Linked DNA regions of Homo sapiens: regions 2, 3, 4, 5 and 6 are each linked to region 1. The links are chromatin contacts, found by Hi-C in ENCODE. All regions are on one chromosome and are shown on one strand. Each heading gives the region's core, a stretch centred on a gene start or an enhancer-like site at or near the end of the contact. The rest is flanking DNA. Distances are from core to core; before and after follow the strand shown.

The links. A loop is a pair of places that touch in the nucleus more often than their neighbours do. Pooled maps may share reads with other maps.
Region 2: a loop to region 1 is called in a map of B cell, with 17 times the contacts of the local background. The contact joins the promoter of PLK2 here to the promoter of KIF2A in region 1. A Hi-C loop is called at or near these places in 2 of 168 maps with a recorded cell type or tissue (B cell and CD4-positive, alpha-beta T cell) and 4 of 50 pooled maps.
Region 3: a loop to region 1 is called in a map of B cell, with 18 times the contacts of the local background. The contact joins the promoter of SREK1 here to the promoter of KIF2A in region 1. A Hi-C loop is called at or near these places in 1 of 168 maps with a recorded cell type or tissue (B cell), 1 of 37 single-sample maps with no recorded cell type and 10 of 50 pooled maps.
Region 4: a loop to region 1 is called in a map of CD8-positive, alpha-beta T cell, with 11 times the contacts of the local background. The contact joins the promoter of ERBIN here to the promoter of KIF2A in region 1. A Hi-C loop is called at or near these places in 3 of 168 maps with a recorded cell type or tissue (CD8-positive, alpha-beta T cell and ascending aorta) and 13 of 50 pooled maps.
Region 5: a loop to region 1 is called in a pooled map, with 7 times the contacts of the local background. The contact joins the promoter of PDE4D-AS1 here to the promoter of KIF2A in region 1. A Hi-C loop is called at or near these places in 5 of 50 pooled maps.
Region 6: a loop to region 1 is called in a pooled map, with 3 times the contacts of the local background. The contact joins the enhancer-like site here to the promoter of KIF2A in region 1. A Hi-C loop is called at or near these places in 6 of 50 pooled maps.

What each region holds. Positions count from the first base shown.
Region 1 is chr5:62,304,173-62,307,933 of GRCh38, reverse strand. It overlaps KIF2A (kinesin family member 2A), which reads right to left and starts at 1,728. Exons shown (of 21, transcript NM_001098511.3): 1 at 1,398-1,728. The coding sequence starts at 1,461. RefSeq lists a silencer at 995-2,024.
Region 2 is chr5:58,458,836-58,462,596 of GRCh38, reverse strand. PLK2 (polo like kinase 2) reads left to right here and starts at 2,511. Exons shown (of 14, transcript NM_006622.4): 1 at 2,511-2,907; 2 at 3,505-3,612; 3 at 3,756-3,761. The coding sequence starts at 2,638. RefSeq lists a silencer at 2,014-2,193.
Region 3 is chr5:66,142,168-66,145,928 of GRCh38, reverse strand. It overlaps SREK1 (splicing regulatory glutamic acid and lysine rich protein 1), which reads right to left and starts at 1,629. Exons shown (of 12, transcript NM_001077199.3): 1 at 1,392-1,629. The coding sequence starts at 1,552. RefSeq lists enhancers at 889-938, 999-1,058, 1,319-1,598 and a silencer at 1,779-1,848.
Region 4 is chr5:65,924,807-65,928,567 of GRCh38, reverse strand. ERBIN (erbb2 interacting protein) reads right to left here and starts at 1,993. Exons shown (of 26, transcript NM_001253697.2): 1 at 1,762-1,993. RefSeq lists enhancers at 1,840-2,059, 2,020-2,644, 3,550-3,761, 3,269-3,761 and a silencer at 2,140-3,229.
Region 5 is chr5:59,037,826-59,041,586 of GRCh38, reverse strand. PDE4D-AS1 (PDE4D antisense RNA 1) reads right to left here and starts at 1,821. Exons shown (of 2, transcript NR_198970.1): 1 at 1,517-1,821. PDE4D (phosphodiesterase 4D) reads left to right here. Exons shown (of 15, transcript NM_001104631.2): 6 at 2,616-2,728. RefSeq lists a silencer at 2,383-2,452.
Region 6 is chr5:59,125,071-59,128,831 of GRCh38, reverse strand. The region is part of intron 5 of PDE4D (phosphodiesterase 4D); the gene reads left to right. Among named protein-coding and RNA genes, the nearest start is that of PDE4D-AS1, 87 kb to the right of the region's middle. RefSeq lists enhancers at 237-1,146, 1,147-2,057. Within about 2 kb of position 1,656, at least 20 of the 41 ENCODE cell types and tissues checked have a DNase peak (open chromatin) inside an H3K27ac peak, as active enhancers do.

The DNA.
Region 1 (3,761 bases), core at 479-2,978:
TCATAAAAGGAATCGAGGCCAGGCGCGATGGCTCACGCCTGTAATCCCAGCACATTGGGAGGCCGAGGCAGGTGGATCACTTGAGGTCAGGAGTTCGAGACCAGCCTTGTCAACATGGTGAAACCCCGTCTCTACTAAAAATACAAAAAATTAGCTGGGTGTGGTGACAACGCCTGTAATCCCAGCTACTCAGGAGGCTGAGGCACAAGAATAGCTTCAACACGGGAGGCGGAGGTTGCAGTGGGCCGAGATCGCACCACTGCACTCCAGCCTGGGTGAAAATCCGTCTCAAAAAAAAAAAAAAAGGAATCGGTATGAGAGATGGAGTCAGGAACACTGCTCAACTCGAGATTATCACACATCTCTCGTTCTTTCAATATTGGTACCGAAAGAAAATAATTTTACTTATCTCCCTCCGTGCATTTATTCCTTTACAATATGAATTATTTCCAGTCTGGCTGGCGTATCTCACTCCACACCCCAAGCTAGTGTCATAAACCATTTTCCCCAAGAGAAACCTAGAGAAAGATACATAAGCCTAAGGCTCTTAAAAAAAAAAATGAAGCATGTGTCTTCACCTCGCCTTACACTTTTCTCAGTTACCTCTCCCGAGGGTGTGAAAATATCAACATCCGGTCGCCCACCCCCACTCTCTCAGCAGTGCCTCGCATTGACTCTGCCCATCCCCTATCATTCCCTTTACAGTCTCATCACCTTGGAGAAGCCCATCGAATATTTCTTCCCATTGCTCCCCCACCCTTATTCATGGCTCAGCGCGATATTCTCCACATTTTTCTCCCAAGAAGTGGCAAAAAAGAAAGCAGCATGGTCGACGACGAAACCGGGGAGGCCTGACAACCAGACGGCAGTTTAAGGCGACGGAACTGGCTCTTTCCCCCCATCTCGGCCTCCGACCAGCAGTCGGTTCTCTAAATGTGAAATCGCTGGTCTTCCCGCTCCCCCACCCCCATCCCCATCCCCGTCAGAGGCCAAGCCGGTAAAATGCAAAGACCAAGGGGAAGCGCGAGGCAGGGTCATCCCTAACGAAGCCCGCTCCCTCCCGGGCTGGTGTCCCCGGGGGGGGGCTGGAGATTGCGGGAGGAGGAGCGAGCGGCCCTCGCCCAGAGACCCCCGGAGACGCGACCCTCGACACCCGGGCCCTTTCCCCACCCGGCTTCCCTCCCCCGCGGCCCGATCCGGAGAACTGCAGCAGCGCCCGGGCGGACCCCAAGCCGGCCTCACTGGCACACACGCCACACACAAAAGCGCCGCGGCCGCCGCCTTCCCACCCCCACAGCCCGGCGAAGCAATCAATGAGGCGGCCGGCGCCCGCGTCCCCTCCGTGCACACCCGAACACGGGGCCGAGCGGGCCAGCGGGGCTGGCAGCGCGGCTCACCATCGCTGCGCTTGATCTCCACGTAAATCCCGATCTGGATCTTGCCGAAGTTGGCCGTTGCCATCACCTCATCTGGAGCAGCAGCAGCGGGCCGAGGGAGGGGGACCGGAGGGCGGAAAAGGCGGGGAGGGGGCGGGGTAGGTGTGGGAGGGGGAGCGGTTGCCCGCGGCCGCGCCGGCCCGGGCGACAGCGTGAACGCAAGCGGGGCCGCAAGGAGCAGCTGTGGGGAAGCAGGCGGAGGCCCCGGGCCTGCAGGCCGGCAGGAGGACGCGCACGCCGGGTAGTCGGGGTGAAGCTAGGGCCGGGGCCGTGAGACGGCGCGGGGTAGAGTGGGAGGGCCCGCACCGCCCGCCGGGGAGCCGACGCTGGGGAGGCGGGGCGCCGCGCGCCTGCGCAGAGCGCGCCTCCGGCGTCTCTTCTTCCTTTTCGGCTGGCCTCTCCCCGCTGCCTCCAGGCGGCCCCGCCCAGCTCTGCAGCGGGGTGGGCGGCGGCCGCGGCTTACCCAGCCGCTGGAGCGTTGAGCGCTCGGCCCGGCCCACAGCTAGCCGGCGTCGCGTTTGATTTCAGCGCGCGGCCTAGAAGACGCGGGAAGCGTCGCGCCGAGCTTTCTTGCCCTCTCGCTTCCGGGAATTGGCGCTGTTGCCGGAATGGGTTAAAGGCCACGTGGTTTCAGGGGCTTTCTAGCGGGCTGAGGGATGTGAATTCAAGGGCCCTCCGTTGACAGTACGGGATCCGGGTTTTCATCGGAAGGTGGCACCCCCTATTTCCACTTACAGGTAGCTGACCCAAGCAGCCCTCCCAAGCACACTTGGTGTAGGTTTCCCATCCAGTTACGCTGGAAGGGAAGAAACACCCTTGAGGTGTCACCTACCCTAAATCGAAATGAAGATCCACCCCTTTACAGTCTTGCCTTATAGTTTATCACACTCAGAAAGAAGCTCTGTGGTGGGGCGTCCTTAACTGTTCAGGTTATGAGGCATCCGATGCTGGTGCCCTGTTTCTGCTGAGGGTTCAAGACTTACTTGCCTTGGCCTGTAAAGCCAACAACTGTGACTCAAGGGAAGAAGGCAGACACATAAGGTTGACTAGGGAATGTGTCTTTTTGCAATAATTTAATTAGTCTGACCACATCAGCAATGTGGAAAGCAAGACTCTCCATCCTGGCAGAGCAGGAAGGCCACGTGTACCGGGGCCCTGGAAACTGTATTTATAGCACCGTGTGAAAACCTCCAAACGTCTAACTCCTGCTTGTAGTACTGGCAATTGATAGGTTGGAAACAACACTTTTCATGGCCTACTTTCCCTAGTCATTGTTTTTTGTTGTTGTTGTTTTGTTTTGTTTGTTTTTGAGGGGGAGTCTTGCTCTGTCGCTCAGGCTGGAGTGCAGTGGCGCGATCTCCGCTCACTGCAATCTCTGCCTCCTGTGTTCAAGCGATTCTCACGCCTCAGCCTTCCGAGTAGGTGGGATTACAGGCCCGCGCCACCACGCCTGGCTAATTTTTGTATTTTTAGTAGAGACGGGGTTTCACCATGTTGGCCAGGCTGGTCTCAAACTCCTGACCTCAGGTAATCCACCCGCCTCCACCACCCAGAGTGCTGAGATTACAGGCATGAGCCACTGCGCCCGGCCTTCCCTAGTCATTGATAATCTCCCTGTAACAATAACTACAAATATACAATTTAAAATTTTAAAATTGGAAACTGGATATATACATCAATGCTTATGTGGATATATGTGTGCCTAGAGTTTTCTATCTAATGTAAGTAATCATGTAGGTCCTTAAAAAACTGTTAAAAGACTGGCTTCATCTGTAGCTTGAACATATTGAAGGTATACCTGTCAAAAGAACAATTCTATTGAATCCATTCTAAAGTGCATATAATTTCTATGGAAAAAAAACCACACTGGATAGACAATGTGGAAAATAACTTCTTTTACATTCCAGAAATGACACACTTGAGTACCCCGGTTTCAAGTGAAATTTGACCAAATCAGGGTTTAGTTTTTATTTTTTCTATAATTTTGGGAGTTTTATCTGAACTCTTCAAGCTCCTGTCTAGAATTCATTTTCTGATGTCTCTGCAACTGAGGTATAAAACATCTATTTATATTTTATTTATACTTTATAAAGAATGCAAAGAAATCAAGCTATACAGCTCAAAGTTAACATTGTTTCATAAAATATTATTATTATTATTATTAGAGACGAAGTCTAACTCTGTCGTGCCTAGGCTAGAGTGCAGTGGCATGATCTCAGCTCACTGCCACCTCCACCTCCCAGGTTCAAGTTATTCTCCTGCCTCAGCCTCCCAAGTAGTTGGGACTACAGGCGTGTGCCACTACGCCCAGCTAATTTTTTGTAT
Region 2 (3,761 bases), core at 1,262-3,761, 3.8 Mb after region 1:
TTTTTATCTTAGGCCACAAATGAATACACATACACATACACACATATGTATACATATACAGTTTATTATCAACCATAAAGACATGGTGTGTAAACTAGCTTTGATAAATTCTAGTAATATTTTCTAAACCTGCAAGCCTTCTACATCTTAGAGAGTAGGTTTGCACAAATCTGGGAAGCAAAGGTCACCCCTGGGCTTATGAATAAAGAGGATAATTACGTAATTCTGAATTTCCACCCCTAAGCCCCACCCCTTATTCCATCCCTGACAATCTTGGGGTTAAAGTCTATTGTCACTTATGAGAAACATGCCTGGACTTGCCCTGCACTCTTTAAAGAATCAAAAACGGAAGTGACAGCAAAGACTTTCCCTTTCTCCTCGCTAATGGCAAAGCCTTTCCCTTTCTCCTCTCTAATGGCAATAAGCCTCTTTTCCACATTATGCTGGAAGTATTTGAGACACAGTATTTTTGTAAATGTTCGATTAATGTTGATACCACACATACCTAAATTTGACAGTGGACTGCAGCAACTTTTTGTATGTACCTTCCAGGGATTCAATAATCTGGTATTCTAAATTTCTCTGGAATTTAGCTTCAAAAAACTATTTACCATATCCTGTTAACATAGGTAAAAAGATTCAAGTGTGCTGCTAATTAACCTAACCTCGATGATCTAGTAAAAATATACAATAATTACCTAAGTTCTCCAAGCCTCATCTATAAAATGGGAATAATAATGTAGGAGATGAGAATATGCCACCCCAAATATGGCCCTGGGATAAAGATTATTTTAAGATAATTATTTTGAGAACCAGCAGACCCAGGAAATGCTCTAAAAATGGCATATTACCCTTTCGTAAGGGAAACGTACATTCACTAAAAAAAAAAACAACAAAAACAAAAAACAAAAAAACCCCACAAAACTCCATTTGTAAAAGTGTCTCCTCTGTACCAGGAAGAATGACTCTAAATCATGAAAAACTTATCAATGAAGAAATAAGAAACCCCACTCCTGTTTACCGTACATTTCCTGGTCATGATTCCTTAACTTGCCTGCCCCACTCTTTTCTTTTGGTTTAGCTAAAGATAGTATTTAAGCCCGATTTTAAACCATCTCTAATTTTCCTGGTTATCTCCCATGTATATATGAGACGTATATGTTAATAAGCTTCTTTGTTTTCTTGTTAATCTGTCTGGTTACAGCGACCCAGGCCAAAACTTTGAAAGGTGGAAAATTATTTTTCCTTCCTTACAATATTTCTCTCAGAATTGTTGTAGGATGAAATAAGGCATTTAAAAATACTGCACAGTCCTCAATAAATGTTACTCTATCGTAATTAGAACAAGAAAAACAAACAAAAAAACGTGTTCCTAGATTAGTCAAACTGCACAGCAAAATCTGGAAATGGGAAACTAAGCTGTGTTTGCACTCACTGGCCTACGCTCCTCTCTTCATCCTACCAATCTCCCTACCCCAGAAAGTCTCAGATTGACTCTCCAGGAACCAGGGCAGCTCATGAGCCATCTCAACAGATGCATTCGGAAGAAGTCATAGATGACTCTGATTGGAAACTCACAATCGGCATCGATGTTTAGTACTAGTAACTGTCAAAGGCCCACGGTTGTCAACCGCTGCCCACTTCGACACCTAACGGCATTCCGGAACATTCCACAAGATGGCGCCCTTGCTTTCCAATCTTCGGGCTACGGGCGGAGGACGCCTTGCCAGGACGCCGACCTCGCTCTGCAAGGTTCAGGGGCCGACCTCAGACAGAGGCTCGCTCTAGGGGCATGGGCGGGGGCCAGACGGGCCTCGAGTGGGATCCTGGCACGGTTGGCCGATCGGCCCGGGATCCCGGCTGCGGGCCCGTGTCTGCCCTAGCGCGATGGGCTCGAATGCCCGGCTCCACGAATCCCGGCCTTTCACCCCCACGGCCTCTCGGCACTGCCCCAGCTAGACACCAGCGAGCTCGTCACAGCGCGGGCAGGCACTGCGGGGCAGCTGCAGACGAGCCCTGTCATACGGCCGGAGGAGGCCTCGCCTGCCCGTGCGGCGGGCTCCGGGCACCCTGATACCTTGACACAGGAGGCCCCGGGCGGCCGGGAAGGGCTGTGCGGGGGAGGGACTGCGTCTACACCCGCGCCCGACTCGCTCGGGTCACGGCACTGCCCTGCCACCAGGCGGCTGGGGCGGGGGTGAGGCCAGGCGTCGGCCCTCGCGATTCTGTTTTGTACGCTGAGGCTCGGAGCCTTCGAAGAACGGGACAGCGGGGCCCACGGACGGCTCTGAAGGCCTTCCCGCGGCCGCAAGAGATCTCGGCGGCCGGCGTTTGAGGCGCGCGGCTCCGCTGGGAAGCGAGACCCGGGTGGCGGGACAAGACTTGCTTCCCGGCCACGCGCGCTCGGCCGGCCGTGGGGCGGGGCATAGGCCGTGACGTGATGTCGCGTATCGAGTCTCCGCCCCCTTCCCGCCTCCCCGTATATAAGACTTCGCCGAGCGCTCTCACTCGCACAAGTGGACCGGGGTGTTGGGTGCTAGTCGGCACCAGAGGCAAGGGTGCGAGGACCACGGCCGGCTCGGACGTGTGACCGCGCCTAGGGGGTGGCAGCGGGCAGTGCGGGGCGGCAAGGCGACCATGGAGCTTTTGCGGACTATCACCTACCAGCCAGCCGCCAGCACCAAAATGTGCGAGCAGGCGCTGGGCAAGGGTTGCGGAGCGGACTCGAAGAAGAAGCGGCCGCCGCAGCCCCCCGAGGAATCGCAGCCACCTCAGTCCCAGGCGCAAGTGCCCCCGGCGGCCCCTCACCACCATCACCACCATTCGCACTCGGGGCCGGAGATCTCGCGGATTATCGTCGACCCCACGACTGGGAAGCGCTACTGCCGGGGCAAAGTGCTGGGAAAGGTGACAAGCGGAGGGCGCCGGGCTGCCGGGCGGGCGGGAGGTCTGTCCGGGCGACCCCAAGCCGGGCAAGCCCGCGGGGTCCCTCGCCCGCCGCTTCCGGGTTTTTCGGGGGTCCGATCCCAGCGCGAGGTGGGCTCCTCACCTGCCCTCTGGCTTTTGTGCGCCGGCAGCGCTGGGGATCGGCTTTGCATTCTTAGCCTCAGAACTGTGTGTCTCCCGCAGCCCAGAGAAATGCATCTTGAGTCTGGAAGCGAGGGCTTTCTACATCAGACCTCTCTCCCTCTATCTGCTCCCAGGGAATTTTCCTGACAAGTCTCATCAGAGATTATTTTTCATGTCTCCCCGTTCCAACTCCCTCCATAAAGCTCCCCTTTATAAAAGAAGAAGAGAAACTGTTTGAACTTGCTGTTTCCAGCAATGCATTTCTCTTCATGAGGGAGCTTTAACGAAGTCGAATGCCTCCCTCTGTCCACCCTCCTCCATTCCTCAATTTTTTTTTTTTTGCTTTTCTTTCTTCCCATTTATTTATTTATTTAAAATATCTGCCGTCCATTTTTGTGCCATCCTCAATTCCGTCTCGGCTTTGTTTCCTTTCAGGGTGGCTTTGCAAAATGTTACGAGATGACAGATTTGACAAATAACAAAGTCTACGCCGCAAAAATTATTCCTCACAGCAGAGTAGCTAAACCTCATCAAAGGGAAAAGGTGCGTATGACTCTTGAGTAAAGTATTTTCTTTGTGTGCAAGGATGGCCCTTCCCTGTTAGGAAAATGTCTTCTGCATGTGTAATCACTGGCTTTTCCGAGGTGACTGGAAGCTAATAAGCCTTACCTTGCTTTTTCATTTAGATTGAC
Region 3 (3,761 bases), core at 380-2,879, 3.8 Mb before region 1:
AAGACAAAATGAACTACAAAACAAAATATCAATGTCACGACTTTAGAATCTTTAAAAGGGGACGGGACTGTCCTAGATTAAAGGAGATAACTATTAATACATGGATTACTTGGCATATTCAAGGGAGACAGTGTTATCTAATTACATACTAGATCAAAAGCAGACAAAAAAGCATTATTAAAATAACTGGGGAAATTTTAATAATCAACTGTAGCCAAAAACAGACAAAATGCTCGTAAAAGGAACATGGATGTTCAATGTATTACTCTTTCAACTTTTCTGTATGCATGAAATATTCCAAAACAAAAAGCAGAGAAGAAAAACTTAAAAAGTAAATTTTAAATATCCACACAACTTTTATATAGTTATGCAACAGCACTGTTATAACCTGAGATAGAAAACTAAAGAAAAATAGGTCTAAATGCATCACTAGGAAATAAATCAAAATTTTTTTAAAGAAATAAATCTTGGGTAACAATTACCCCTTCCCTCAAAGGATTTTGATATAATGAACAAAAAACGGAGGATCTTAATACTGTAAGATCTACCATTAAAAAAGAAAAAAAGTTTGTGTGCAAGAATGTGAACAACCTACAAACCCCTTGCGAGTTTTCTAAATAATATCGTACGAGGGAAATTTTACCATTCCAAAATACACTATCTGGGAAGTGGCCGCGAGCTGTGAATGCCAGCCAAGATCTGGACTTTAAATGTATACGGGAGGGATAACCCTGCACCGACTTACACTTTTTCTGAAAGCTTTGGGACAGTGTGACCTTTCAGGAGGAAAATTTAATCTGCTGTCAAAAGGGCTAACAGACATGATCTTTGGGAACATGGATGCGCTCGGTTAGATAAACCAAAATGCTAAGTTTGTGCGACCGTCCTGGGAAACAAACACAGCCCCAGTTCCATCTTGTCACCAGCAGCAGGCTTTCTCGTCAGCAAAACGGCCTGACACCAAGGCCTTAAAAACTGGACTGTGGCTCAGGCGCGGTCTCCGCGATTTTCAGAGTGGAAAAACGCTCTGAGACGTTTGCCATGAGGGCTGTTCCGGGCCCACCTGCGGCCATCTTAAGTTCGGGGGGAAATAAGAGGGTGGGGGCACGGAATTCGAAGACCCAGCAGCGAACACAAGTCCCGGAGGCACAGAAAGGGCAACCATTCTAAATCCTTGGTAAGGGCTCCGTGCAGTAGTTAACCCCCCAAATCCGACTAAGGAGAGCAGGACGGCGGAACCCGGGTGCCCTAATCAAATATGGGCACCAAGGTAAGCCGGCGCGATCACGTGACATGCACCGCGCGCCCGCGTCCGCGCTCTCCTCCACGCCTCGGCTCCCGAGGTCTCTATGGCGCCCGCGCCCCTCCCCCAGCCGAGCTCCAGCACTTACTCCGGGGGGTAGAGCCGCAGCTCCTCGATTTCTCCTAGGAAGGAAAAAAGCGTCCGCATCTGCTCGCTGGTCACCGCCGACGACAGATTCGTCACCTGAATCACCGACGTGGGGGTGAGGCCGAAGCCTAAGCCCAAACCGAAGCCGCCGCCGCTGTTCATCCCGATCCCGCTGCCGTTGCCTTCCCGCTCCCCAACGTCTACGACGCGTCAGCGACGGAGCCGGGAAAGCGGAGAACGCGCGGCCGCGAGCGCGCTCCCGCTGGCGAATTCACAGCGCCGGGCAGATCTAGCCGCCCATTTCACAACTCCCCTGCTCCCGGGGCTGCGCGCGCCAGCCGGAAGCGTCGCCCCGGCAACCCGGCGGTTCTCGCGCGGCTGCGGCCTCCAGCTCCCGGGTCCCTGGGGCTGTTGCTGCTCGTTTCACCGCCTGGATTTTTATCGGTGTTTTTGTTTTCCCCAAAAGTCGATGAGAGTCTTGTGCTCATGTCTACCCGGTTCCTTCCGGTCTCGGATTGGGAAACCAAGCGGCCTGGCCTACTGGTGCGGGACTGTAAAGAAGGAATGACTCTTGGACAACACGGAAGAACACTTGACCAAACTATAGGGCAGCCTTATCACATACAGGCAGCACCCCAACTCCAACTATTTTTAAAAGTTGGCAGGCGTCCTAATTGTGAAAAAAACAAAATTTTACAAAATGCGTAGGTTCAGGTTGAATTAAGGAAAGAGGCAGTAAGATGAAGGCTGTGCAGGGGTTGTTTATAACCTGTTTTTAATTCCCTCGTTCCACAGGTGTTGATGTTTATTGAGTGCTATGTCCCAGGCACTATTAGGCAAGGGCACGTAACAGACAGTTAAAGACAGTTCACATAGAACTTGCAACCTAATGAGAGACAACAGTAGTGAGTCCATGGCAGCTGCTCCCAAAATGCCCTCCGCAGATCCCTAAGGGTACCGAGACCTTTTCAGTAAGTTGGCAAGGTCAAAACGATTTTCGTAATAATATTAAGAGTTTCTTGACCTTTTTCACTTTGTTGCCATTTGCACTGGTAACGTAAAAGATTAAACTGCTGACACCTTAGCAGCAATCAAGGCAGTGGCGCCAGTCTTGTACTGGTAGTTGCATTTTGTATTCTTCACATCATACAACATTTAAGGTTTTAAAGTATGCTAGTTTCACTTTAAAAATGTCCTTCACAAATAACTAAAAATTGTATTTTTTTTTCAAATCCATCCTTGCTTACACGTCTTTTAAAGAATATGTGTGAAAAAATGGAAACTACTGCCGCTACATGCCCAAGTGAAATGGTTGTCTCCGGAAAAAGCACTAGTGTAATTCTTTGAATTTTCACCTAAAAATACAAATTTTATTACACTTGTATCCACCAGCTTGAGCTTGACAGCTTGCCAGTACTTAAAGACTTTTCTAGTAAAAGAAGCATTATATTAACAATTTATTTTTGACTATATAATGAAATATGTCAACATTTTTGTGATCTTTACAACTTAGTGGACACCTATTTTTCAAATGGCCAGTGGGTGCCATTACAAAGGCAAAAAGCCTCTGGTATGTGCAAGATAGATTGATGGATTTCAGTGCTTAATTGATGTGGTTTCAGATTCAGTCCACACTGCAATGAAGGCTAAGAAACTACCACATGTAAGTTTGGTACCGTATCAAAGAATAATATCTAGAACTATCTGGAAAGGCTATAAAGTAGTTTTCCCTTTTCCAACACCTTATCTTTATGAGATCAGATTTCCCTCATATATTTCAACCAAAACATATCACAACAGATCGAATACACAGAAAACTCATGATCACAAAGAAGGAAACGTCAGTCACTGTGGTCTACTTGAGGGTGGAGGGTGGAAGGAGGGAGAGGAGCAGAAAAAATTATTGAGCACTGGGCTTAATACCTGGATGATGAAATAATCTGTACAACAAACCCCCATGACATGAATTTATCTATGTAACAAACCTTCACATGTACCCCTGGACCTACAATAAAAGTTGGAAAAAAATAAAGAATACATAGATAGGAGAATTCAGCTGTCTTCTATTAAAGCAGACATTAAAAAGGTTTGAAAAATGTAAAACAATGCCACTCTTCTCACCAATTTTTTGGAAAAATATTTTATCATAAAAATGCATCATTTTGCCTTCAATCTCGGTTTCTAAGAAAAAAATGCGTCATTTCTATTAACATAATGGGCTTATAATTATTTTTAAATGAATCTCAAAATACCAAATTTCTCAGGTTTAATTTATAATGTGGATAGTAATAAAAGCATTTTACAGTCCTTAATAATCTTTAAGAATGTAAAGGGACTCAAGACCAAAATGTTTGAGAATTATTATTACCAT
Region 4 (3,761 bases), core at 744-3,243, 3.6 Mb before region 1:
CTACAATACTTTTTTTATACAAAATTTACTAATAAATAACCATCTTCATAAAGCGATAATTCTCTGTAAGGGACTTGCTCTATTAAGGTTTTGTTGCTTTTGAAGCCAAGTATAAGCCATATAAGGAAACTGAAGTTCAATGCCATTTATTTTGTTCACCTCTTTCAGATGCCCAAGAATAACCTCTTTTGCAGCCTAATGATACGTTCCAAAATCATAAAGTAGATGAGTTATGCACTTTAAATTCTTTGATAAAGCTAGTTTGACTTAACAAGAATTATTCCATGGTTCACAAATCTTACCAACAATGAAAAAAAAAAAGAATCTCCTGAGACCATGCCCCGGGGAGGAAAAAAAAAATCAAAACTACAGTAATAAATAAAGGACTGCCTTTGGAGATGTACTTAATGAAGCTGAAGTAGCAAAGAACAAATTGTGAAATAATTTGATCCTGATCTTTAAAACTTATTTTTTCTCTTTGAACTAAAGAAAATCAACTCTCTCCTCGGGTTTCCGGTCATTACGTGAGACAGCATAGGCAATCTAAACATCAATATATATTTAGGATATACCTACCAACAGGATTACCAAATTTATTCAATATATATTCAAAAGTACAGTATTGTATTTCACCTCCCTGTACCGCAAAAATACCGGGAAAAAAAGTAAACAGAAAAAGACTAAAACACCACTGAAAAAAACTTTGGGTTTACTGCTATCAAAACTAGTCCCCATTGGTTCAGAAGTGTTCATAGCTCTGACTGGTGGAATGTCTGCCATGCTTCATGAATCCTGCCCCCACAGATGTAGGCAGAACCTATCACTATTTATGCAGAACCGACCAAAAACATTTGGGACAACACAAAAATGTAAAGACCATACTACTCGAAAAGCACAGCTTTTTATCACAATCACTGTGATTCCCTTGAAAATCGTTTTAAGCGTTTTACTTCCCCTCCCATCGTCTGTTCTGAACTGTACAGAAGTCCTATTAAACGTCTTACAGGTTGTTAATGTTGTTTAATTATCTCTCCCTATTCTTAGTCCTTACTCCTTTTTTCTTCGTAATGGATCAGTTACAAGAAAAGCCTAGTCGATCCTTGCTTTCAATTAATTAAACAAGTTATACGGCGCTAAACGTCTGAAAAACACACACTACACACAACTAAAGAAATATATTACTCACCCTGAAAAACAACTAAGAATGGCAAGATTTTTTGGTTTCTAAAATCTAACTAAATATACTGATCAGGGTTGGAAATAAAAAAATAAAAATAAATACCTCTATATACAATTAACGCAAGCGCCAATATAATCGGTATGAGTATAAACAAACGCGGCAGCCATCTCAATAACAGCAAATCACTCACTGCAGCGACCAAACTTTCTTCCCAAACAGAAGGTGCCTGGCTGAGCAACTTAATATACACTCTATACGTTCCAGAAAGCCAAAACTTCTGGCCCCTGTGCTGAACAAAGGCAATCGTTCTTCGGATTACTAAAAACTTTTCGTCCCACCGCATTCTTACAACCTCTTCCAAAAAATTCAAAGTCCAGATGGTGGGGGGGGCAGGGGGGAGAAGGGACGCGGTGGGGTGCAGTTCGATTATTTAGCCCCTCAATTATTAACCGCTTCGATATGAGAAAAGGAGGGTTTAGGGCAACTTGGAGAAGAGTGAAAAACACTAAAGAATCATCTCTTTTCCGAGTCACAAAGTCCCATGAACTTTGTGACTCAGAGACACTTTTCGTGAAAATTACCTTTCGGCGGGACACCGTCTCAGGGCAGCTTTTTCAAGGCTTCGCTTGACATGATTTCCTTCCCTTCATCAGTCACTTTGGATCCAGCTGAATATCTCTCTCGGGTGAGAGCGGATGTGGACTGGCCTCCCACAGAAGAAGAGTAGGTGGCTTTGGTGGGGGTTGGGGTGCGGGCTGGCTTCCTGGTCTCGAGTTTTGCAGGAGTTTCCCAGCCCCAACGAGGATCTCCGCCGAAAAAAAAAAAAACAAAACTTTTCACTCGTGACACCGCCCGGAATTGCAGTGCGAAACTCACTTCCTGCCTTGGCGAGAAGCAGGATCCAGCTCCGTCCAGGGGAACCCGGAAAACCAGCTCCGCGCGCACCGGAGAGGGGGAGGGGAGGGGACGGCCGCCGGGAGCCTCGGGTTCCGGGCAACCGGCGCGCCCGGCACACCGGACGGCAGCAGCACCCGGCCGGCGGGGGCGAGGACGCTGCCCGGGCGCTCGGCGAGCCTCGGCCGCGCTAGGCCGCCACCGCTTCCTCTCCGTTGCCCCCAGAGCCGGGCGGCAGGGTTATTGTCTCGATAGCGCTTGCCGCGCCCTTCGTCCGCGACGCCGCTGCCGCCGCCACCCGGAGCCGGAGCCGAGGAGTCGGGCAGGCTCAATAGCGGCCCCCTCCCCGGGCCGTCCGTCGGGCCGTCCGTCCTTCCGTCCGTCCCTCCCCGCTTTCCCTACTCGCCCTCGAACCCTCTTCTCCTCCCTCTCCCGTTTTCCCGCCACCGTCCCTCCGCTGCCCTGCTTGTTCTCCTTCGCCAGCGGCGGTGGCTCCCCGAGACGCGCAGGGGGCGGGAGCAGGAGGCAGCTCCGTCTCCTCACGAGCTTGCGGGGCCGCGGCAGGGGCCGAGACTGCGTCCCGCGCCGCCGCGCCACATTCACTCGAGCGAGAGACGGCGAGGGGAGGGAGGACGGAGGGAGCGGAGAGAAAGGAGGAGGAATGGGGCAGGGGCGGAGGGGAGTTACTGCCTCACAGGCCGCGGCGGCAACAGCGCCACCGCCCCGGCCGCGACGGGTGAAGAGGCTGCGCGCCGCGACTCTGCGGCGGGGGCGGGGGCGGGGCGGCCTCCCGCCGGCTTCGCCCCAACCGCCAACAGCCGGGCAGGAGGCCTGCGCGGGCCAGTCAGCGCGCGGGGGCGGTGCGGGCCGACGTCGGCGGCTGGGGGCAGCGGGCCGGGGGCCGGGGGAGGGGCAGCCGGCGGCCGTGGGTTCGCGTGCAAGGCGCGCCGTGAGGCCCACTCTGGCCCAGGCCCCTCGAGGCCTGCCCGCTGCTCCCTGCCCGCTCCCCGACCCCGCACTCCCGGACTCCCGAGCCCCCCAGGGTGGGGAACGCTGGCAACGCCGACCCTGCTGTCTGCTCGCGGCCCAGCGCCCAGCCAGAGAGATAGAGAGCCCACAGGCCTCCGCCGCGCCGGCCGATGGAGTTTCTTTGTACGACAGTAATCGGTGCACAGGGGTTGTTGGAGTCCAGCCCTGATTTGAAGGCAGCAGGTATCTCTTGCAGCTGCAGCACTCCAACTTCCTCTAATGGCACGGTCAGGTCGCAGGAAACCACAGCGGCAGCGCGGTGCAGCTTCCCACGCCCGCCCTTCGAGCTTGTTCCCCAGCGGCGCAGCTCAGCCTCCTCCAAGTCTCAGCCTCATACCGGCGGGGAGACAAAGCTGGCGCTGGGAGTGGGAAAAGGGCCCGCGAAATGGCCTCAAGATCGTGCCTTTGTTAGAAGAAACATGGGTACGCTCCGATGCGACGCAGGCTTCCAACCCCAGCGGTTCGGTGGTGGTGCAGTCGTTGAATTGCGCTGGCCCTAATAATTCAGCCTGGCAGGGTTCGCGTTTATTGCGGAGAGAGACTCTTAAGCATTCTGTCAACACATATGGCAAATAGAAAGCCTCAACCATAACATTGCACAGTTTTTGCAGTTCTTGCTTTAAATATGTTCACAGAAAAGACGGCCTTGTTTTACCCA
Region 5 (3,761 bases), core at 572-3,071, 3.3 Mb after region 1:
CCCAGACACAATGGTTATGCATCTTTAATCCACTGGATAGGCTAACTATGGACAGCTCAAATGATCATAAAACAAGTCAATGTCCTCTTAAAATTTCCTACATTCCTATATTATGGGAATGAGAGAGAGAGGAAAATATCAAAACCAAACCATATAGTAGATGCACTACCATGGCAACTAGGTGATGCTATACTTGCATATGGAAGTTATTCAGTAAAATGAAAATGATTGTGTTAGAGCCATAGGCGAAAGTATTGTTTGTGATCTTTAGGGTGTGGGGTTACAATGGACTTCCTATATTTGTGTGTAATGCTTCAATTTTTATAACAAGCATGTAATATTTTTTACATTCTTAGAATTGGGGAAGCTATACAGAGCAGGTATTTTATATTTACCATTTAAAATTATTAATATCTTTAAGCTTGTTAAGGGGGAAAAAAAAGCTTCAATCTGAAACTTTAATTCACCTGGCAAGGTTTAGGCAGTTGTTTGTCCATCTAAAGTATATATTTACATAGACTGCGGGGTGGAGGAAGTAGAACAAAAAAGAGGCAAATTTTAACCTAGAGTACTCAAAGTGAACAGTAAATAGTTCAAGTATTCTTGATAACAATAAGCCACGTGGCACATGTAACAACTACTTTAAAAGTTACTCTAACTTTTACAAAGTTCACATAAAAAGCTATCTCAAAAATCCCAGGAGCCTAAATTCAGTCCATGAACTTTATTTGTTGTGCCATGTTAATTTATGGAGTCTAAATTTCAAGGGCAGAATTTCTTCTCCAATACCTGTAGATTCAAAGACAAAGACAAGGGATCCCACCACTTAGTGTAAGTTTCTCAGTATCTTCTTTCCACTCGACAATGACAAAGTTTTATCAAATGGACCCTTGGGAGTTTGACTTCTCCTCACTATGAATGGTTTGCTTATTGCATGCTAATGTAGAAAAGTTCTCCCACAACTGATCTGCTTAGGGACAGTGTCCCTGGTGCCCTGGGTCAGCCTTTGTAAACAGAACAGGCTTTTCTGTATGCCTTTGAATATGGTCTTTCCGTTTTCTCAAAATTGTAGTGTACTCTGCACATGGTGGGTAGAAACACCCTTCCAGATTTTCTTCCTTGGCCCAAGATCATCTAGGTCTTATGCAATTCACAGGGGAAAGGAGTAGTATGCAGGACATGCGTAAATTCTCCTTACCATGTGGTTCTTTCACATTGCTGTTCCTTTAAGAGAACTCTTAGGCAATTCGGCATATGAAAATGCAGCCTATTGTCAAATTTGTGAATTATAAAGCGTTCCGACCCCACAACATTGTATATTTTGTTTGCTTGTTTCTGTCCGCCCCAACATTTAGAAGTCTGGTACTTAGTAGGGACTGGGCTGGGTAGAAAAAGAATGCGGTCTTAATTCCCACAACCCTGCCTCCTTGAAGTAGGTGAATCCTAAGCCTTTAGAAACGAACCCCCAGAAACCCTAAAACTTAAACCCTCAGAAACCTTGAGGGTCCTAAATAACCTTGTTTGTGAAACTTCGCAGGAAGCAGCCGGTCGTGGAGTCGCAGAGGCTCCAGCGGTCTGGGCAACCTGGAGGGCAGTGGCTCGGCGGGGCGCGCGGGGTTCTAGCGAGACAGGTGCGCGGCCGTGCGCGCCTGCGTGCCGGTCCCTCCTGAGCCCCGCGGCGGGCGCGACCCCGGACGGCGGACTGCAGGCGCTCCACGCCGGGTTTTCCGCCGCTCTCCTAGCACAGACAGTCCCACAGCAGCCCCACAGACACACACGCTCGCGCCCGCGCCTCCTCGTCTGCACTTCAAAGCGAGTGGCGCCCGGCTGCGCCGGGGGGATGGCACTGCGAGGTGGCGGGGCCCCCGGGGCAGAGCTCGAGGGGAAGGACGCGGCGGGTGGCACGGACAGGGACAGGCTTTTGCAATTCGGAATCTTTTCGTAAGGGGGTTGAGGAGGAGCCAGGCAGCGCCGAGGGCCGAGAGGGGCGTGAGGGGGAGTGTTCCCGGAAAGCTGCGGCGTTGGAGCCGCGCTGCGCCTGCCGCCCGAGGAGTTGAGAAAGAAAACAGGAAACGTGGTGGCCGCGCACCCGGCCGCGGCTGATTCATTCACTTCAAGTGCCGTGCAGAAGGCTCGGCAGGCGGGGCGGGCGTGGGGCCGCGGCTCCGGGTTGGGGACCGAGGAGATCCGGCTGTGGACCAGACGCTCCTCTGCGGGGCGGGCACCCAAGCGCGCTCGCCACCCCCTCGCCATCCGCTAGAGCCGGGCTCCTGGACTGGGACTCGGGCCCGCCGCACAGTTGAAAAGTCGCATAGTGGTTTTTCCGCTCGCGTCGCTGTGTGAAAGTTGGCTCGCCGCTCTTTGCACGCCCTCCCTGGAGGCCGACCCGAGACGCCAAGCTGGAGAGACCGTGCCTCCCCGAGGCCGGCCGCCCCGCGAGCACAGCCTCCGCCCCCGTTGCACTGCCGGGCTGGGCAATATGAAGGAGCAGCCCTCATGTGCCGGCACCGGGCATCCGAGCATGGCGGGGTATGGCAGGATGGCCCCCTTTGAACTCGCTAGCGGACCCGTGAAGCGCTTGAGAACTGAGTCCCCCTTTCCCTGTCTCTTCGCAGAGGAGGCCTACCAGAAACTGGCCAGCGAGACCCTGGAGGAGCTGGACTGGTGTCTGGACCAGCTAGAGACCCTACAGACCAGGCACTCCGTCAGTGAGATGGCCTCCAACAAGGTAAGCCCCGGTTCTGCTGTCACTGGTGCCCCCAGGCTGCTGATTCCCATGCCGGCGAGCCACTGGTACCCATAGCCCCGGGAAATAAATTGAGAGGTTTTTTAGGCTTACTGCATGTTGGCTATTCTGCTCCTTAGAGGGAGGTTCCTGTTTCCTTGCTTTGCCTCCCCTAGTCACGCCAGATAAACATTTTCCAAAAGCAATTTGACGTGCTAAATTTAAGTATCTCCCAAGACACAGGGTTCCTAAGTAACACTGAGCCCTTGCAGCAGAAACCCAGTAGGGTCCATGGGCATTGCATGTTTAAAGGTGTTCTTGGGATTCCCGGTTGAAAATAAGAATTGGTGGATGTCTGTGAAATCACTTGAATGTCACCACCTAGGGCACTCAAACTCAGAAGAGTTCATCGAACTTGGAACCTTCACCCTAATTCATCTAGTTGTCAGGGTACCCCGCAAGAACTGAGCCTTTATATATTCAGTTGGCCATACATATCCGCAGGAAACATTAACAGAGTTAGAAGGTTCCTTATGATCATTACTTTTGTTTCCATTAATCTTGGAAAGAAAGCCCAGTTTTTTGAGGTCATTTAGTACAAGGAGGCTTCAACTAGGCATCTGTGCCATATGTGCTAAGGTGCTGGTCTTGGCAGTTAATGGAGTTTTGAGGGCTGAGAAGTAACCTTCAGCCTGGGACAGCCTTAAAATAGCACGGAAGGCAAGGTATAGTGTTTTCAGTTTTGCTGTATTTTTTGGATTTCCTGTTCTTTTTGTCTTTAGTTATGCAAGGAGATAATTGGAATTGTGTATGTTTTTAGTGGCTATTTGCCTGTGCATGTCGTATGCAGATGGCTGAAGGATTCAGCCAGTAAGGACTGGTAATGTTGTGAGACAATTAGTAATAGTTGCCTCGTCAAGATATTTAAGTATTTTTGGCCACCTATTTACAAGGTCAAGAAGGTTATATTATCTTACAGTTCATCTATGTGCACATATCTTTAAATGAGTGATGCTTTTTTTTTTCTACCTTTCTA
Region 6 (3,761 bases), core at 407-2,906, 3.2 Mb after region 1:
CTAGATGGAATTATGTTGCACATTTCATATGTTGTTAAACAGCTTCTCTCTGGAACAGTTGCTCCTAATCTCCTAATAAGCTTACTATGGGTCACTCAGCAATCTTCAAGAGAAACAAACATTATTTGGTTGGTGGATACCAAGACAATTCTGATGTGTTTGTGTCAAAGATTGGTCAGATGAAATCTAACTAGACATGTATCATTCCATCATCAAGCGAAATGACCTTGACTCTAAACATCTTAATTTGAACTGTAGACATTTCCCAAATGCTTTAGGGTAGATTTGGACCATAATACACTCCACTGTAAATGGAGAAAGTTCATCATCCCCATAATAATTGCCCCCAAACTGCTAGGTAGGAATGCATACTGGGTTTAGTATGTATTAACTCCCTTGTGAATTCAGCTTTTGAGAGCAGACCTCTTAACAAGTCATGAGTATTTAGAGTGAAATATTTAATTCTTAGTGATACTATTTTCCTATTCTGCTATTATTATTCAGCTATGATTATTTTCCTTCTCCTCCCAACCTCCTATTTCTTTTTCTTTATTAAAAAAAGGAGAGGAGGTGCATGCTGCCATCTGGGGTGAATATGGGCTTCACGTGGGGACCTGGGCGCTGGTTCTGATCCAGAGAGTGAGCTAGGAGCACTTACACAAGAGGGTCTTAGCCACTGTGTCGGGGGAATAGCCTTATATCAAAGACTGAAGCCTTTTAGTAAAACCTGAAGAATAATCAGAAGCAGCATTGACTAGTCTCTAACCTTGGTTGAGGGACACACACACACACACACACACACACACACACACACACGGCTCTGAAAGCTCAGACACGGAGGACACGCTGTGATCCACTTAGCCCTCTCTTCTCCTTCAGGGGGTCCTTGCAGGACAGAACGCTAAGGAACAAAGTCTTAACTGGCAAGCTGCCGGCAGAAGGAGACTGTCTGGTGGATTGCAGCGCTGATTAGGAACGGGGAGTCCTTTGCGTTTCAGAATCCGGTCCACATTTTGCTGAGAGCCCAGGCACTGTGAATAAGAGGAGCCTCTGAGGACTGGTTTCTGATGTCGCACTAGGCATGATAAGAATGCCATTGACGTCAGCAGAGTCATCATCAGGGAGAATGGCACCCCAGCTCTTGAAACCACACCAAGCAATTGCAGTGCTTTTGAAAATTAAAAGCCGGTGCTGGAGTGTGGGGGGTGAGGTGGGGGGTGGGGGGGTGGGGAGGGAAAGAAGCAAAGAGGGAAGTCGTGGCTCCAGCTGAACTCTTCTTTCTTCTATGCGTTTCCTGTATTTTAAAAAGGCAGGCTCACGGCCCTCCTGTGCACACGCCCGCTCACTCACACACACTGCTGCCTGGGCTCATTAACCTAAATTGGGGGAGGTGGGGGAAGAAGAAAGAGAGAAAGAAGGAAAAAAATTAATTCTGTTAACACTTCTGCATGCACATAAAACAAACTGTGCCACCCAGGTGCTGGACAGAGGCCCTGAGCCACATAAGCCTCTGAGAATCAAATTGCTGAGGTAAAACTGATATGCTTTAAATGTGTGTTGATGAAGAGATTACAAGGGAGGAATTAAACACTTCAAAGGAGCTACTACAAAGCAACAATCACTCTTCCCCCATCCCTCACACACGCACATTACTGTGGACGCTTGCATGTTTGTGTGTCTGCCTGAGAAAATGGCAAAGTTGGTTTAGGAAGGGAACACTGCAGGCATGTTGTGATTTCAGCTTTCACAGGCAGCTCCAAGAACATCACCTCCAGCTATAATTCAACGGTTACCTGGACTGGAAAATGTCTTGGAGGTTACGAAGTCTTTGAATTCTTTAGTGTAAATTGTCTCCGCTTTGAAATTCCACAATTGATCGAATCCTTTCATTCTCTTTCCCACTCCTAATTGTTCCACTCTAACTCTCCACCCACCGCCAGGAATATGAAAACAACATAGAGTAGAACTGATGATATCAGCTGTATAACACGCTTTATTTTACGGCATTAATGGGCAGCTTTCCAAGTCCATAAAAATCTTTTGCTGATCTGATTTTAATATCCATATTCTTCAGTTATACTAGAAAGAATGATTTCCGAGATGTGGAAATGTTAGCCGGGAAACAAAAGGACATAGGCACATAAAGCAAAATCTGGCAGGAAATGTGGGTTTAATAAATTGAATTATGTGAAACTCCTATTTCAAATGGACTGATACTAGAGGAGCAGCCCTCGAGAGATATGCACAGTAATGATTCTTCGTTTTCAAAGACCTGTTTCTTTTTGAAAAGGAAGAAGCCCTGAACAGCATTCCTTTCAAATACACAAAGGTAGCTAAAGTACAACCTTCTCCTCTTTCCTATTTGTTCTTTAAAAAATTGTAAAAATTATATTAAGTGTGCTTCTTGTGATAGAGTCAATAAAGGGAGAAGGAGTTTAGCAAAGCACATTTACTATATACTCTTAACCCGTCTTGCTTACTGTAATAATCGAAAGAAAGATGGCTAATTGTCTTGCAGGAATTTGGGTTATCCTCTGAAAGGATACAAGTAAATTTGTAACTTGGGTCGTATTGGCTATTTTTTGTTCTCTTTTGCTTTCATTTTTGTTTTGTCTGAGGTTTATAAATGGAACCCTTCTTTCCTTTCTTCCTTTTTTCCTTCCTTCCTTCTTCCCTTCCTTTTTTCCTTTCTTCCTTGCTTTCTCTCTCTCTCTCTCTCTCTCTTTTTTTTTTTTTACAATTGTACTTAAAAGAATAAAGGATTCTGAAAATCAGTTCCAGGATCCAATAAGGGCCTAGATTGTATATCACAGGATCAGAGCCCCTTGCTCTCAAATTTATGATTGTGAGGATGTATTATTGTATTTGGGGGATCAATAAGCAGAGCCAGAGCCTTCACACAAGGCTCCTTGTGCCCCCTCCCCCGCTCCATCCCATGAGGTTAAAAAGCACTGACTTTGACTTTAACACTGTGAACAAAATACAGAACAACTGTTTCAATTCCCTTCACTATTTCTGCTATGTGCCTAGATTAGATGTTTTCTGACCTGTCTCCCTAAGTTGTTCCTGTCACTTGTGTCTGTCATTCGCTCCCCCATCGCATCCTGCCCAACCCTCCCTGTCTATGATTCGAATTGCTCTCTGTCCAGATCATTTCCTGCAGTGAAAAACGAAGAAAGACTTTCTCCCTTCTTCCCACCTACACATTCCTTTTGTCCCCCAAGATATCCCTTCCTCTTGCCTGGAATCTTCCCAGGCCTTAATTGATTGATTTAGGCCCCCTTTGCACCAGGCACCCTAGCGGAAGCCCAGAAAGCCCCAAGAGTCTGGATGTGTTTTGGAGAGCAGGCTCAGGTTCACTGCACACTAATTTGCAGCAGGAAGTGCTAGGAAGCCCGATGAGGGATGGGAATTAGCAAATAAGGTTGGCAGTCAATTGACAGAGGAAGCTTAAGGAAGAGGATCATTTTGAAAAGGAAAAATAATTTAATCCTTTTCAGGTGTGTTAATTTCTTTCGTGGACCAAATTACCATGGACCTGGAATAGTTGAGATTTTCCCTAAGGTCTGGCTGTACTTCATAGGGAAGAAGCAAGGGTAAGTGCAGTAAATTTGATTATGGACACCAGTCTAACTCTAGCTTAATGAGCCATGGAAACAAAATAGCTCAATCTCTTCTAACTGCTGTAATGCAACACTAGGAGCATTGAGAGCACTGTGGTTTTGGTTACACAAATTTGTAGTACAGGCCTTGCCTCAGCA